2 separate regions of the Homo sapiens genome follow, and region 2 is linked to region 1. The links are chromatin loops, found by intact Hi-C in ENCODE. Cell type or tissue: IMR-90. All regions are shown on one strand. Each heading gives the region's core, and the rest is flanking DNA. Links, peaks and the distances in the headings are about the cores only.

Region 1 (8,346 bases), core at 178-8,177:
AGTGATATATTCCTTTGACATTAAATTATTCACAAAGAAATTCAAGGAAGAAGAGTTTGAAAGATTTATGTTATGTATATTTTTAGTCATCATTTGATGTTTCTATATAATTTGGCTACATCGTGCAACAGGGGTATTTTTCTGTAACCCCCTCCTCCCCTCCCTGGCACACACACACCCACGAACCAGACATATCTAATTGTTAGATTCTCCTCCAAGTTGCTGACTATTAGAAACACTTCCAGATGGCTGGAACATAGCTACGGTAGCTGAATATTTTAACAATCTGGCCACAGTTTTCTTGACTATAAAACCAAACCTTTCAAAAGAATTGCAAGGGTTGCAAAAAACGAAATCAAAGATGTAACATTAATTATGCAATTTAAAATGTTGACTATAGGACTCCAAAGGAATATAGATTTCCTGAACAAATTGTTCTCACTACTCATAAAACAGCTATTAGCACTATTGAGATGTAAATGATGTTTTTATGAAGAACTTTTAATCCTCTCTCTTTAGTAAGAAACTATTAAATGTACCTTCAGTTGTATGTTTTTGAAGTTTCTCTTTACCTATACACATGAAAAACAAATTGAGCTTAAGAAGTCTTTACTTTTTTTTCTAAAGTGTGGAGGTAATAAATAAAAACTTTGTTAATCATCTGGATGGATGAGCTCGTGTTTATTCAATTTTTTCTGCCTTCCTGCACCCTCTCCTTTTCCTTTTTTGTCTCTTTTTTAGAAGCCCACATTAAATAATAAGGATTTGCCATGTGAGAAAATAGCAATGCTATTGTATATTTTGAAAATCTACTCCATTCTGAAAACACCCATTGTGCTTAAGTAAAATCATGGATTCGATTGGATTCTTTCTGTATGTGCAATGTCTTTCCTATTACCAAACATAATATAATCAAATACTATGAGCTTGTAATTTAGGTTGCAACATCCTAAATATAAAATCAGACTGCACTTCAAATCCTATAATATGTATGAGCAAAAGCAGCCAGGATGTCTTGACTAGGTACAACTGTATATTCTAAATATCTAAGATATGATTAATTACACATTCAATAAAAAGAGATATATTATAGTGACATCTAAAACAGTCTACATCCAGAAATCAAAATATAATCACAATCACATTTCAATAGACTATTTAAAAATAAGCTCCCACCAATAATTTTTATGTTGTCAACTTTTGAATTATTTAAAGCCTTTGAATTTTAGTAAGTGAAATAGGAAAGCATTTATATGTAATTATAGAGCCATAGTATAATCCAAAATGTTTTTGCATTTTCAAAGGTTGTCATAAAATCAAATGCAACTCAGTCATTAATATACTTGAGAAATCCTTGTTTTCAAATAACAAACCTATTTCTAAAATGTTGCGATTAAATCCAATTTTTGTTGAACCTAACAAGTTTTGATTTATTAAAATATAGATTTTAATAAGAACCTGTGAAGAAACAGTTTTACTAAAAATAACCAGTGTTGTATGTTCTATAGGTACCAAGTTTGTTTTATTTTGTTTTTTTCCTAGTGATAAACATCTCTATTTAGCTTGCTTAATATATAGTCCCAATGTTCAGACATTTGCATCTGTTTCCAGCAACATGAGAAATATTTATCATCTTATTTTTGTATTTACAATTATGAGAAAATGCATAAAGTTTCAACATAAGCAATTTTCATCTGTTACCATATGTCTTAGGATAATAGATAAAAGAATGGGTTTCTATGAGGATGGTATTTTTCCTCAGAATTTTTGGTTTTAAGGCTCAAGAAGCAGCTGTTTCTGAGCAGAACAAGCTTGACTCAAGTCCCTCCCAATATTACATGATTCAGGACCAGCTTACTTCTATAGGAGAAATGGATGAAAAGCATTAAAGTAAATTTTCAAGCAATTATAAAGAAAGCTTATAAAGAAGGGTTAAGGTAAAGTATAGTGAGGAAGCCTAGTGAATGCTCAGAACTTCTTGAGTCAGTTGATAAATATTGGGGGAGCTTGGATTTGGAAGCATAAATTGGGCTGGCCTTCTTTCCTGTCTTTGATACAAATTCATAAGATAACACTAAATTAGAAACAAAAACCACATGACTTCAGAGTCTAAATGCTGCTCATCCATAGTTGCTGTGTATTTATCTGTGGAATGGCGAGAACAGGAACTGGAGCTTCCTTTGCTGGTGGGCCTGGGCAAGTTAGGCAACTTCTCCAAAGCTCAGCCCTCTGTCTGTAAGATGAAAGGATTGGATGACGTGATAATTTGGAACCTCTTTCAGTAATACTAATATTACTAATAGTCCTAATAGTAAATATCCTAATGGCAATAGTAATTATTCAAGAAGATTTACAGAAATATCATTATTGCTTGATTTTCTTTATTTCTGCATACGTTGAAAGCAATAGTTGTAATTTTCTATTATAAATATGATATGCCATAATGTTCATGTTCATGGAATATTTTTCTCTAACTTACAGATATTTAGTTTTATATTGGTTGTATTAAAATAACCAGAAAAAAAGTAAGGATATCATTAAAAAAATGCAAAATAGACAAAAATAAACCTTCACCTCAGAAAATGATCGCAGTTTATAATTTGGACTAGTGTATTTTAAACCAAGTGACTAAACATTTACAGGTAGTACAGCTTATGAATACAGATATTTAACTTGGAATTTAACAATTAAGTCCACACCCTGTGGAGTAATTACAAAGGCACTTATCTCACTTGGACTTGAACTTGAACTTGCCAAGGCTAGTTGTGTACTTTTGTTTCCTCTGATGAACTTACAGTTCTTTCCTTTTTACATAATCCTCTTTTTCTTCCTTTACTTAGAAAAATTTTAATGATATTTTTTCATTGTATACATACATATATCTTTGAAGACTTTCGTTTTTAGCTAAAAATGGAAATCTAAAATATCTTTGGGGAAATAACCAAACTACACTTGATGGGAGTTGCTACCTGCAGGTTTTGTGCAATTTTCTCTGAAATCAAATTATCCAAACCATCAACACTTTAATCTAAACCTTTTAGTTACCCCTGACATAGCAATATTCATGAAGTTATAAAACATAGAGTTATAAAAACATGGAAATCCAGTAAAATGTGTCATCTGTTTCTGACATACTTTGTAGTATTGTTACACTGGAGCATTAGGGCATAGAAAGATACAGGTAATTTTAAGGTATATTTTGCTGCATTGTTTTGACTGCAGAAAGCTAAACACTGCTTTTGGGCTTCTCTCTCTCCCCTCTTACAAAAAAACTCTAGGAAATAATATTTTTCAAGTAGATTATATGTATAAATGCTATAAGATCACTAAGAAATATTCAAAATAAGCATTAAATATTTTAATTAGTTTTATTTTTAAAATTCTTACAATATAATTCTTGTGTATCCACCTTTTTAGATGCCATGCTGCAGCTTGAAAATAACCTGTAGTGAGCTCTAAATAAACTCACCATCTGCTTATTCTTCCCTCATTTTTTCCTAGTGGGGTAGCTACTTGTATAGCTAAATAAAATGGTTGTATATAACTATTTTCAGTATGTTGATGTATGATACATGCTGAGTCCAAATTAAACACAAGCACACACACACACACACACACACACACCATACAACACAAAAGCAGCTCCCACCTTGCTTTGCAGAGCAAGTTTACCAAAAAGAGCTACTATGAAACCCTTTGTGGTGTCTGCCCTCTGCTGGTGCAAAGTAGAAATACAGGCCTTAACATTTTTGGACTTTTTGACATAGATAACATCTCTCATGAGCTCTTCACTTTACATCCAGAGCCTCCTCGCTGGACAAAGAAGCCTCAGAGTGCTGTGTATAGCACCGGAAGCAATGGCATCTTGTTATGTGAGGCTGAAGGAGAACCTCAACCCACAATCAAGTGGAGAGTCAATGGCTCCCCAGTTGACAGTAAGTTTAAAAACCAATTGCAATGCAATGCTGAAGGCCCTGGTTTGACGGGATTAATGATGGTCAGACGTGTGTAAAATGAAGTTGGTATGTGGTTGGATTAGCAGGACAGATACAACCAGCAAATCAGAGATTGTTTATTTCTAAGCAATTTGGTTGTTAAGACTTGATATTCATGGAAGAGCCATAAATAATATTTATACTGCCTGTGCCCTCTTATAAATTATATATAAGAATAAAGATTTTTAATTTTTAAAAAGAAAATTGAATGAGAAAGAGGATGCATCCAAGGAAAAAAGCCAATTATTGTTCCTGTCCCTGAGAAGAAACAGAACAGTAGCCTAGCAGCTGAGGGCACAGGTTCAAAGTCAGGACCTCCTTTAGGCTCAGGCAACAGCAACACCTGTCCTGGGCTCTGCCCTTTTAAGGGACTTGCTCTGATCACCCTCTGGTCCCGCTTGTCTCCATGATTTGAAAGCATCCTCAGGGAAAAGGAGGCATCCCAAGTCTGAACATGGTCCCATTACTGCCTATTTGCTACCAACCTCAAGCACAAAGACCTGAAAATCCCCATGCCCGGTCCACCCTGAGCCCACTCCAAATGGGCTGGGCGGGGAAAGACAGGAATGGCCCAGCACTGAGGGCCAACTCTCCCCATTTCACCATGCTCAGCATAGAGCTCCAAGGAGTCCCCAAATCTTCCACTGGAACCTAGAGCTCAGATTATTTTGGATGTCCTTGTTCAGGAAGAAGGATAGAACATATTTTTACGTGTCAATTGCTTAATTAAGAGCAGGTACGATAGTGGCTTCCATTTGTCCTTTTGCTCTGGGGCCTGCACAAGTCAAGGGTGAGCCACTTGGTGGATAACAGACCTCGGGTCCCGTCTAGGATGTGCACCTTGCCAGCTGTTTCATCTTGAGGTGTTTTCTGAATCTCCCCAAGCTTACGTTTTTTAAACTGCAAAATGGAGATAGTGGCGGTTGGTTGTGCTTGAATGAAAAAAAATGTGGCCAGCTGCCTAGGGCAGTGATTCATCTGTAGAGCACTGTGATGGTTTATAAACTCTGGAGCCAGACTGCCTGGGTTTGCATACTGACTCTACCACTTACTAGCTGCGTGACGGGGAGTATCACTGACCCTCTTCAAACCCATTTCTTCATCAGTAAATTGGGATAAAAATAACACTGACTCACGGGGTTGTTTTGTGGATTAAAGGAAACATCATGCAGAGAATGCTTAGCACGGGGACTGCCACAAAAACAGCCCCCCGTAAGGTATGGTTGGTTGGTATTGTTTTCCCATAACAGACACTCAGGAAACCTTAGTCCTCATTATTAACTATCTTCAGATTTGGGATTTTTCTCTTCATCTCTTTAGGGAACAGAATAAAAAATGAAAAATAATAATGAGGTTTTGGGTAGACGAAGGGAAATGAAAGCAACTTTTGTTTATAATGAATGTTCAGGTTACAAAAGTAAGGAACGCAGATTCTCCGGAACACAAAATCATAAAATATTATATTTGGATGGTATTTGGCTGTTTACAAAAGACATTCACAAATTACTTAGAATCCTCAAAAGAACTTTATAAAGGAGGTGCTATTATTCATATTTAACTGATTCGTTCATTCAATAATATTTATGGGGTACTTTCTATGTTCCCGGCACTGGACTTCATGCTTGAGATATACAACAGTGAATAAAATGGATGGAATCCTTGCTCTCCTGCCATTAGACAAATAACACATGAGTGTGTGCTATGGTGTGATAAAGCAGAAAATAGCTGGGTAAGGGCAGTGCCTGAAAGAGGTTCAGGACCCAGAGTTGCAATCTTAAGATCATAATAGTAAGACCCCTGTGGTAATTTACCTTTGAGTGGAGATGGGAAGGAAGTGAGGAAGTCAGCCACCTAAATAGCAGGGAAAGTGCTGTCTCAGTGGAGAGGTGTGTTGAGGAGGAGAAAAGAGGTGAGTGTGACTGAAGCTGAGGGAGTGCAAGGGGCAGCCCTAGGCCACCAGATCCGCCAGCAGGGGAAGGGGCCAGAGCTCAGGTAAAGATGAACATCGAAGTAGGGCCTTGGGATTTTGAGAATACACTAGGCAGCTCTTGGAGAATTTTAAGCAGAAGAGTGACACAATCTAATTTACATTTTTACAAGGTATTTTCCTGGCCTTTGAATGGAGAATGGACTGTGTGATTGATACTAGGTAGGAGGCCATCTGAGAGGCTCTGCGCTCAGGGCTAGATTGGTGGCAGTCATGGTTGGCTTCTGGATTTATTTTGAAATTGAGCCAATAGGTTTGTTAATGGATGAGGAGGTCAAGGCTGAAAATAAACTTATGCGAGACCACACAGCTGAATAATGGTAGACTTCAAACCAAAGCCAGGTGGCTGGAATCCAAGCTCGGTGTTCTGTTCACAGCTTTTGGCCCTGGCTCTACTTGTTGCCCTGCAAACAGGTCGTAAACTTTTATAGGCTGGGATATTTGATGACAGAGTGTTGGCTAGAGGATTTGAAACCTCTTTAAGCTTATTTTAGTTTTAGAGGTTATATATCCTTTCCCCATGTTATTTCAAAATTAAATCAAAATGATTGCTATTATTGATTATCGGACTAACCCTTTTCACATGCTTTGCATATGATATTTCTGAACCTCGTAGCAGCTTGAAAAATAGATTCTATTATTCTCCATTGGCAACTGAGACTCAGAGAGGTTACATTACTTACTGGAGAATGCAACCCAGGTACATTTAAAACCAGGAACTAAACCCAGGAAGGATTAACTCCAGAGCTGAAGTTTCGTCCATTTTATTGCATGATTTCTCACAGGGTTGACCAAAGACAAAACTGAGAAAGAATTTCTGAAGTATGTCAGGACTAGTGTGTTTTATAAAGACTTGGCCTTCTTGAATCCTGGGAGCTTCTGTTAGCCTTTGTCAATACACAACAATTTCCATACCCATGCCAACAGGCAGATTTAAGCAATGTTTAATTACTTAAATAAAGTATCATTTATATAGTCTAATTTCTTACTTTTGTAATGCAGTGTTAATTCAGAGCCATGCATGGATCAGACGGGATAAGGAGAACTAAATGGGAGGATGGCGTTAACTCTGAAAGTCTTAGGACCCTGAGTGGGGTGTGGAAGTGAAGAGTGGGATTAGAGACTCAGTGCTTTGCAGCATTCCTAAAGAGTTTAGCCTTTAAAAACTTGGAAGAGCTACTCATCTTGCTAATTTGCAAGAAATAAGTGATAAATTGTTCAACAGGATTGTATTAGTTTTCTAACATTGCTGTAACAAATTAAATTACCATAAACTTAGTGTCTTAAAATAGTGCATGTACACTATTTTACATTTCTGTAAAAGTCCAACACGAGTCTTGGCTAAAATCAAAATGTCAGCAGTGCCATGTCCTGGAAGTGCTTGGAGAGCATTCCTTCGTTTGCCTTTTCCAGCTTTTCCAGGCTGCCCACATTCCTGGCTCCCTTCCGCCATTTTGAAAGCCAGCTACACTGCATCTCTCTGACCATCCTTCCATGGTCACATTTCCCTCTGACCATAGCCAAGGAGGGCCTTCTGATTTTCAGGAGCTTTGTGATTACATTGAGCCCACTTGGGTCATCCAGATGTAGGAAATAATTTTCCTACCTCAATGTCCTTAATCTTAATCACATCTGCAAGTCCCTTTTTTCCATGTAAAGTAACAAAGTCATACATTCTGGGACTTAGAACGTGTACATCTTTCAGGGGCTATTGTTTTGCCTACTTACAGGGGCCTTTCAGGAATAAAGGTTACCCAACCTAACATTTTAAGTCATTCCAATAAGTATTTACTGGCTGGATTTTCTCTGGTAGCTGCTCTTTGGGCAGTGGGGACACACTGCACAACCTCACACTCAGGTCCTGCCCTTAGAGAGCTCACAGTCAAGTGAAAAAAATCTTCATTTGTGACTCCTAGGCAGAAAAAGATGTGTAAGTCTTTTATTTCAATATGTAGTATTCATGTTTTCTAGAACCTAAAGCTTAGTATAGTCATTATCTCGTATAATGGAGAGACAATCAGAAAAGTAGAATTCGATTGATTATTAATCTTGTAATGTCCTTTAAACTAAAAATTTTTGCATTTGTGCCCTTCCCTTGACATTTCCAGCTAACATGTTTTCCTTCCCACTGGATTTATATATATAAAATATATGTTATATATATATATATTATATACGGATATTATATATAATATAATAATATATATTTATATCTATATATATACTATAGATATAGATAAAGATATACACATACATAGTATCATAGCAAGGGCAGGGCTTTTAGAGTCAGAAAAGTGGCCAAATGTTGTGGGATGTGTCATCCAACTTCTCTGTAATCCAGTCCCCTCACCTTTAAAATGGCCA
Region 2 (8,346 bases), core at 235-8,234, 310 kb before region 1:
CGAGGTCAGGAGATGGAGACCATCCCGGCTAAGACGGTGAAACCCCGTCTCTACTAAAAACACAAAAAATTAGCCGGGCGCGGTGGCGGGCGCCTGTAGTCCCAGCTACTCGGGAGGCTGAGGCAGGAGAATGGCGGGAACCCGGGGGGCGGAGCTTGCAGTGAGCCAAGATGGCGCCACCGCACTCCAGCCTGGGCGACAGGGCCAGACTCCGTCTCAAAAAAAAAAAAAAAAAAAAAAAAGTGTGGGAGACCCCTACCCCTAAATATCCAGCTCCTAATAGTTTCTCACTCTCACAGTAATTCATACACAGCCCACAGCAATTCATTACAATTACCAAATGAATGTTCCTATCAGTGTATGGCACCAGCTTGTTCTCTTCCAGGTAAGTAGATCTCAGGTATGTCTCTCTGGATGCACCCGATGAGTCCAAGAAAAGTTACTGATTTTCAGTTGGTTCAACTGTTTCTTGTCATAGGCCAAGTATGACGTCCAAATTCTTTATATGTCAGAGCTGAACGAGACTCCTAAGGCTTTTTTTTTTTTTTTAACTTTTTTCTTTTCTTTTTTGATGTTTAGAAGATATGGCAGTATTCCAGTACGTGTTAAGAGTATCCTGGATGGGAGGATGGCAACCACTAAAGCCAGTCTCTAGTCTTTTCAATTCCACCAAGTTCTTCGAAGAATGAAATGACTTCTTCCGGCAATCACAGCCTTGCCGAAAATCTGTGCTCCTCGAGCATAAATGCTAGTTGAAGCTAACAGGGACAGAGTTGATTAATGAACTAAAGGTACACTGCTGCTCCTGTTAATACATGCAAAGTTTACATGTTCCCAACATCAATGGGCTTTTGCATAACTGTGATATCTTCTCTGAGCTAATAATCTAGGTTGAGGTACTTGAGGGGTTCAGAGTATACCACCCTGAAATAGACTACTCTGGCATAAGAATTGTTTTGAGCTAAAGGCAACTGAGGGAAAAACAGACACAGGACACACTCTCTGTCCTTCCTTTCTCTACCAGGAAGACTAGAACAATTCTTAATCACCTGAGACAATGCTAGACTCTTATCAGCCCAGAGATGGCACCAGAGGAACCTACATAACTTTACTAAAAGAAATTGTATCTTCTATTAGTTTCAGCCTCTATATATAGCCCTCCACAAGTTATAGCCCTTGGAAGGCTAACAGTCTTTTGTCTTATGTCTTGCCACTTTTCTACACATTTATTATTATTTGCTAAGGTACTATATATGCACAAGTTCTTTTTTTTTATTTTTTATTTTTCCTGAGATAAGATCTTGCTCTGTCACCCAGGCTGCAATGCAGTGATGTGATCATAGTTTACTGCAGCCTCCAACTCCTGGCCCAAGGGATCCTCTAGCCTTAGCCTCCCAAGTAGCTAGGACTACAGGTGCACTCCACCAAACCTAGCTAATTTTGTACTTTTTGTAGAGATGTGATCTTGCTATGCTGCCCAGTCTGGTATGCTCAAGTTTAATCACCCCTTTGAGTCACTTGTCACTGAGGTTTCTCCCAAGTGATGTGCACTGCACACATTAATAAACTCTTTGTTTTTCTCATATTAATCTATCTTTTGTGAGTTTAGTTTACAATGAACATAAGATAGTGTCTTATTCTATTCGGGCTTTTATAACAAATTACCATAGACTCAATATTTATTTCTCGCAATTCTGGAGGCTGAAAGTCTTAGATCAGAGTGCCAGCATAGTTAGGATCTGGTAAGAGTCCTCTTCCAGTTTGCACAGTTGACATCTCCTTGTATCCTCACATAATGTAAAAAGGGCAAGCTAGCTCTCCAGCCTCCTCTTCTAAGGGCACTAGTCCCATTTATGACAGTTCCACTCTCATGACCTAATTACTTCCCAAAGGTGACACTTCTAAACACCATTACATTGGGATTCGAATTTCAACATGAATTTTTGGGGAACACAAACATTCAGTCCCTTGCAGATGGGTAAAGGGAAAAGATTTTTCCTCCCTTACATACTCCATTTGTTATCTATTCTGAGGCTTGAGAATTTCCTACAAAATGGATATGTTTAGATAGAGAAAGAGAAATTTTGCTAAATGATGCCTGTAAAGCTTAGCAGTTAGAAGTTTATGTATCTAAAATCCTAATAAGCCTATGTTGGATGATACCTTATAAATCCTCCTTTCTTTCATTGTGAGGGAAGGAGCTGAGTCTTAGAGAGGCTGAGCCACATGTTCAAGAGTTTAATGAGTAGTGGGGTCAGTAGAAGCCATGTCTTTCTAACTCTAAAGATAATGGCAGCCTGTGTAAGACAGAGACTCTTAGGTTTTGTGTTGTCTCCTCTCTATGCTTCTTCCCTCTACTTCAAGACCTCTCCTACCAAAGCCTGTCTAAAGCCATGAATAGATGGAGCTTTTTCTATTGCTGCTGCAACAAATTACCACAAATTTAGTGTCAAGTAATACATATTTTATGTTATAGTTCTGGAGGTCAGAGTCCAAAATAGATTACTAGGCTAAAAAGAAAGTATCTGTAGGGCTGCAGTCCTTCTGGAGGCTGTAAGGAAGAAACCATTCTGTGGCTTTTTCTAGCTTTTAGAGGTCATCCACATTCCTTGGCTCATGGCTCCCTTCCTCCATCATCAAAACCAACAAGGTTTGGCTGAATACTTTTGAGGCTGCCGTCTTTCCAATTCTCTTGCTTCTGTCTCCTCCTGCACTTTTGAGGAGATGACATTAGGTCCACCTTGAAAGTCCAGGATAATCTTCCTATTTTAATGTCAGCTGGGTAGCACATTTAACTGTCCTTTGCTATACAACCTAACATATTCACTGTTTCTGGGGATTAGCTATGGACATCTTTGGGAGACCATTATTCTGCCTGCACCAGAGACAGAGAGAGAGAGAGAGAGAGAGAGAGACAGAGAGAGAAATTCCTCTCACAGCATATGGTTGGGAAGTTGATATATTAATGTATAAGTGAGGAGATAAAAACAAGACTGCTGGTAAATAAGACAGTATAGGACAATTAATTGATGAGATTCAGGTTATAGCCATTGGAATAGAGAGAAGGCACAGATCTAAGTGCACTGGATATATCCAAGAAAGTTACATCTATCTGGGTAATGAAGACTGCATAGCTATTGGATGAGGCAGGAAGGGACCCCAGTGAAGTGAGGAGCAGAGTTAGGAAAGAAGGCATCATGTGTACAGCACAGGGATGGAACCGACTCTAACGAGTTAGGTCATGTTGATAACTAGCAAGAAAACTGTGGATAGGAAGGGTAAGATGAAATTCTGTTTACTCTTAAAGCTAGACAGGGAATTCTTATGAAAGGACAATTTTAAAAAATCCAAGTAAATGGTACATGAATTCTCCTTGGCTTCAGAGCACATGGACAATGATTAATTGCAGCAATATCATATGAAATCACCATTCTGTAGGTCAAAAATTGTCAAATATCTGCAATTTCTTATGATTCACCTTAAAAGAAGTGTAGAGGCTCAATATTACTCTAGAAACGTGGAGGGAGATTCAATGATCAGAAAGTTGTCCTTTAAAATCACCACAAGAGGGTGGTAAAGAATTATGCTTTATATCGCACACCTGCAGAATATTGGTCTTTCCACACACAAAAATAATTATTTAAATGTATGTAAGATGGAGCTTTGGAGATGTTTTTCTTTCTAATTTGTTGTTGTTAATCATACTTAAAATAGCGTGATTTGGCATCCACAAAGTATATTGGCTGCTAGCTGGACGTCTTCAATGCAGAGAACACCAATTACATGCACATATCTCCATCTTCCATATGTGTATGAATGCGCTTAAAATGCAACAGATTCATACATAAATTATAAGCACCTCATCACTGTCAAACTTCTAATCTATGATGATGAATTAAATAGAATTTTAAATGGAGAAATCTATATTTTAAATTCATTTCCCTATCTTGTTTATAAAATGAAATATTGAAATGAAGTTAGGGGAGTGGTCCTGTGGTTCATGTTCAAATGTTAGTCAAGCTCCGGCTGTTTACCGTTCTCAGTGACCTTGATTAAATTGCTCAACTCAGCTGGGAACTGAATTGTGTATTTAGAGGATTAAGCAGTGCTGCCCGACATTTTAGAGTTAGACACACCTACTATAACTTGCTTTGGCATTAACGCTGGGCTTCTCTTGAATTAAAATGGCAATCTCCATTCTGCAAGGGAAGGTCTCAGGGACTTGAAGATATGTTTACTCTATCCAATAACACGGGTATTGATTTCTGATTTCTTTTTTCATTTCCCTTCTTTATAACTTAAAATTCCCAACATTTTAGTAGAGACGTATTTAATCTGTAGTGTTTGATTATTATATGTGCACCTGTGCCTGCAAGTGTATCTGTATGTGTGCCTGTGTGCATGTGTGCATGGATGTATATGAGTGTCTGCATGTCTGCCTTGTGATATGTGAGTGAATACTTACCCAATGTGTGTGCATCTCTGTGTTTTGTTGTGTGTTTTCCTATGTGCACTACATAAGTGTGTGAGGGTTGGGTGTATGAGAGTCTGTGCATGTGTGTCTGCAGGAAGTACATATGCAAGTATGGCACACGCATTGGCATACATTGATGTGCACTTGTGTACATACGCGTTTGTGTGTGGGTGTGAGATATACATTGTGGTGTGTTCATGTGTGACGTGTGTGCACAGGCATGTGCAAGAGTGTGCTGGTGTGTGTGCATGCATGTGTGTGTCCCTAATGTGCATGTGTGTGTGTCTGCATGTGTATTTGAGATTTTGGTAGGCAAGTAGGGAGATTGCAAATTGAGTGTGTGTAGGTGCATATGTGTATACATGTGCCTGTTTGTGTGTGTGTGTGTGTGTGTGTGTGTGTGTGCATAAAGATAAAGAGCTAGATACATTGTCTTTAGAACCGTATTCACAGTTGAGCGCCTTTCTCTGAGCCAGGAGAATCCAGTGTGCTCCTTGTACCCTCTCAGAGTTTAACAAGGGAAAGCTTTGAACTTTCAACTTTAGTGCCGGGGCTGCTACTCCTTTTGCCTTTCCCTCTTCCCCCATAAAACGTCTGTTTATGTATTGTGTAAGAACCCATTTTAAACCCACCAACCTCCCCTTACTTTTCACTTACTCTGCGTAAAAGCTTAGTCAAGTTTAAGAGCACTTTAAGAGCATAGGTGATTCGTCAGGGTGTGAGAACTATGATTCAGGTATTTATTTTCATCACTTCATACCTTTACTTTCTCTAGTATTTGACAGTTTGGGCTCTCGGGTAATATCATAAATGACTTTGAGTTTCTTTGGAGAAGAAAAGTGTAAAATAGACTTTGAAATGATCTTTTTATTAATGTGACCATTTCATTAGCCACGGCACATTTTTTTTAAGAATATATTTTCAGTGAATCTTTTAAAGCTCATTTTATGCCTGCCTTTATTTAAACTCGATATTCTTTGGCAAAAATGCCGGAGTAGACTTTGCAAGTCCTGTTTTCTTGGAAACAGATGATTGCTCACCTTTGAGGTTTGTCTTGAGAATGTGCTCTCTGATCTTCTTAGAGTTTAGTGCATAATCAGTTTTTCTTCTTTTTTTTCCTGGCTCAGCAAATTTTCCAAGCTAGGTTTTTCTAGTTTTGGAGTATTTGGAAAAAAGCAAGTGACTTTCTAGTCAGGGAGTCCGAAGGTCACATCCGGAGCCAACCGCATGTCAAGTTTAATCTCCTGGCCTTTACAACTATTAATATTTACTCATGATGTCTTCTGGACATCTACAAAATTTTAGTCCACACTGTACAATTAGGAAACAAATTATATACTGCTTTTTTAATCTATTTTTTTTAACAGGAGTGGCTTTGGTTTCTTTTTTAATGTATTCCTTCTTACTGTTATATAGTAGGCTTGCCATAAATTTCTATTGTTAGTCCTTGATATTTTATGAATAAAAAATTTTAAAAACTGATAGTTTCTCAGATAATGTATAGTTGAAACATGTTAATGCCGTCGATTTGCTGCATAAGAACCAGAACACCTCACCACCACATCATCCAAAATGGAGTTTATGCTTCAAAAGAAAGGGAGTAAAGCTGTTGGCTTTAAATGTATAGAGACTACATAAACATTTCTTGCAACACTTGATTTACCTACATAATGTCAAGTATTTGTTGGCATCATGAAAGACAAGATTTTGGGGGATGAGATATGACTTAACCTACAGAAGTTTCTAGAAATGCCAAGATTTTCAAATTATTATTATTACTACAAAGAAGCATAGACATTCAGGTCATTTTTAACTCATATTTAATAGACATATGAGCTATTCCTCTGAAAGAAATGCTGGAAGACTATGTTTATCAGTTGACAGTGTCAAAATTAGGGTCTAAAATGTGAATCGATCAACAGGACTCCTCAATTATCAGCTTGTTTTGTTCTTCTTGATCCATGGCTATTATCTCTGTTCTTCCAATTCCACTTCAGGATTTGTTAGTGCATATTCTCTCCCTTTTGAGATTAATCCATCCTTGATTTCATTGTCTTCTCATTCCCCTCTTATATGCTATAGCTGATCTGACAGCGTGATTTCTGTCTGCCAACTGAATTCACATGCATTTTCCAAACTCAGTTCAATTAGCTGATTTTGATCAGTTTATTGTATGCAAAATAGTCTTAGGAACTGTAGATACACAAGGACAATTCTCTTCCCCATACTTAATATGGTCATAAGCCTTTGGTTGTATACAGAAAAACTGGAAGAAGATCTTTAGGCTTCAAATTATTTCACCATAAGACTCAGCAGCTCAGTGTAGTACTCAATGAGATAATAAAAACATTTTTGATACAAAAAAAGTACCTGTTTCTTTCACTGCTCTTTGGATTGCCTACTCTTAATGTTTCATCTCCATGTTTACACAGATTAGCTGATCAAAACAGGAGTGATGACAAACTAGTAAATGTATGATTTTGTGTTTATCCAGTCATAGCTACTTCTACTGTAGGTATTACTGAGTCCACATGGGACTGTGGGCTTGTGACACATTGACTGCAGTTCTTCAAGAGCCAGGAAATTTTCTCTAACTCAAATTCACTCTTCTACTTTAAGAACAGAAAGGCCAATGATAAATTATATAAGAAGATATAACAACAAATTTGGATAGCATGTTGATTGCAAAACATTCTGAGTGAGGTTCAGTGTCGCTGATAAGGTGCAGAGAAAGTTGTGGAGAGACTCATGGCTGCTTCACTACTTCATGGGCAACTTGCCTGGCTTTTCTTCCCTTTGTTCCAGATTTACTTCAGCCTTACTCACTTTATGTCACTTCTCTTCAGCCAATTCCGTTTATTAAACAGATATTGAGCAACCATCAGATGCCAGACATAACCATATGTTCTAGACAGCAGCTAATATACTATCTGGTAAATAGTAGTAGTACACTATAAATAGTTGAGATTAACAACTGTGTGAAAAGTGAATAAACAAATGTATAGTTTTTCAAACATGGAGATATTCCCCTATTTGCCTCTCACTGATTTGGGGATATAGCTAACATTTCTGGCCCCATAGTTGGACTTTCACTGAGGGGTCATTCTTGCTGACTCTCTGGACCCTCTGTGCCTATGTAGCACTTTGGTGCCTGTCTGTTGTCTTCTTGCAATCTTCCACTTCCCTGCTCTCTTGGATCCTTGTAGCTCCTTTCCATGTAGATGGAATACCATGCCAGGATCTTCTTTGCCAAATAATTCTATGGTCTCTAAAATTATTGACTTCAGATTTAGTGCACAACAAATAAAAGCCTGAGTCACTTATTTGTTGAATCACTCATTAATTTGTTTTTTAAGAAAAATAAGCTTCTACCAAATGCTGGGCCATGCTGCAAAAAGGGAACCCACACTCAACAAAAAGCAGTTCCTACACTGGAAATGGACACAAGGACAAGAAAACTGGTAATTATCAAAAGACAGCCTGACTTGAGCACTAAAAAACTGTATTGCACGAAAACCCATCCCTAAAGTCTCCAAAACAGCCACATTGTTAGAAAAGTATCCAATGCATAATAATTTCATTGAATATTTGCCAAATAACATTTTTAGATGGACAAACATATCTATTCTATTAAGTCAATACAAAATAAATAGCATCAAACAAAGAACTGATAGTGATTGGAATGACAAGAATTAGATCAAAATTTTAAAAGTGGTATTTTAAGATGTAAATGAACTCAAACTAAGCTAGTAGCATTAATAAGATAGAAATTCTAGGAGACTTTCTTAAATAAGGAGGTAAAAATTATTTCAATTAATTCAACAGCTTTTGAAATAGTGCCTCTAAAGTGATAAAAAATGCTTGAAAAGAGT

The links. A loop is a pair of places that touch in the nucleus more often than their neighbours do. Peaks named below come from ENCODE experiments on the same cell type or tissue, not always from the same donor. Only the 100,000 strongest peaks of a DNase experiment are listed, where the experiment ranks them.
Region 2: a loop joins it to region 1, with 10 times the contacts of the local background. A loop is called at or near these places in 14 of 110 quality-filtered maps.

The regions. Positions count from the first base shown.
Region 1 is chr3:350,837-359,182 of GRCh38, forward strand. It overlaps CHL1 (cell adhesion molecule L1 like), which reads left to right. Exons shown (of 28, transcript NM_006614.4): 11 at 3,804-3,935. Among named protein-coding and RNA genes, the nearest start is that of CHL1-AS1, 31 kb to the right of the region's middle. In IMR-90, for the core only: a CTCF peak has its summit at 3,720 (motif pointing left); DNase peaks (open chromatin) are centred at 3,695 and 5,015; H3K4me3 peaks cover 228 bases; H3K27ac peaks cover 1,629 bases.
Region 2 is chr3:39,501-47,846 of GRCh38, forward strand. No RefSeq gene overlaps it. Among named protein-coding and RNA genes, the nearest start is that of LINC01986, 32 kb to the left of the region's middle. In IMR-90, for the core only: a CTCF peak has its summit at 3,568 (motif pointing right); no DNase peak of the experiment used is centred there.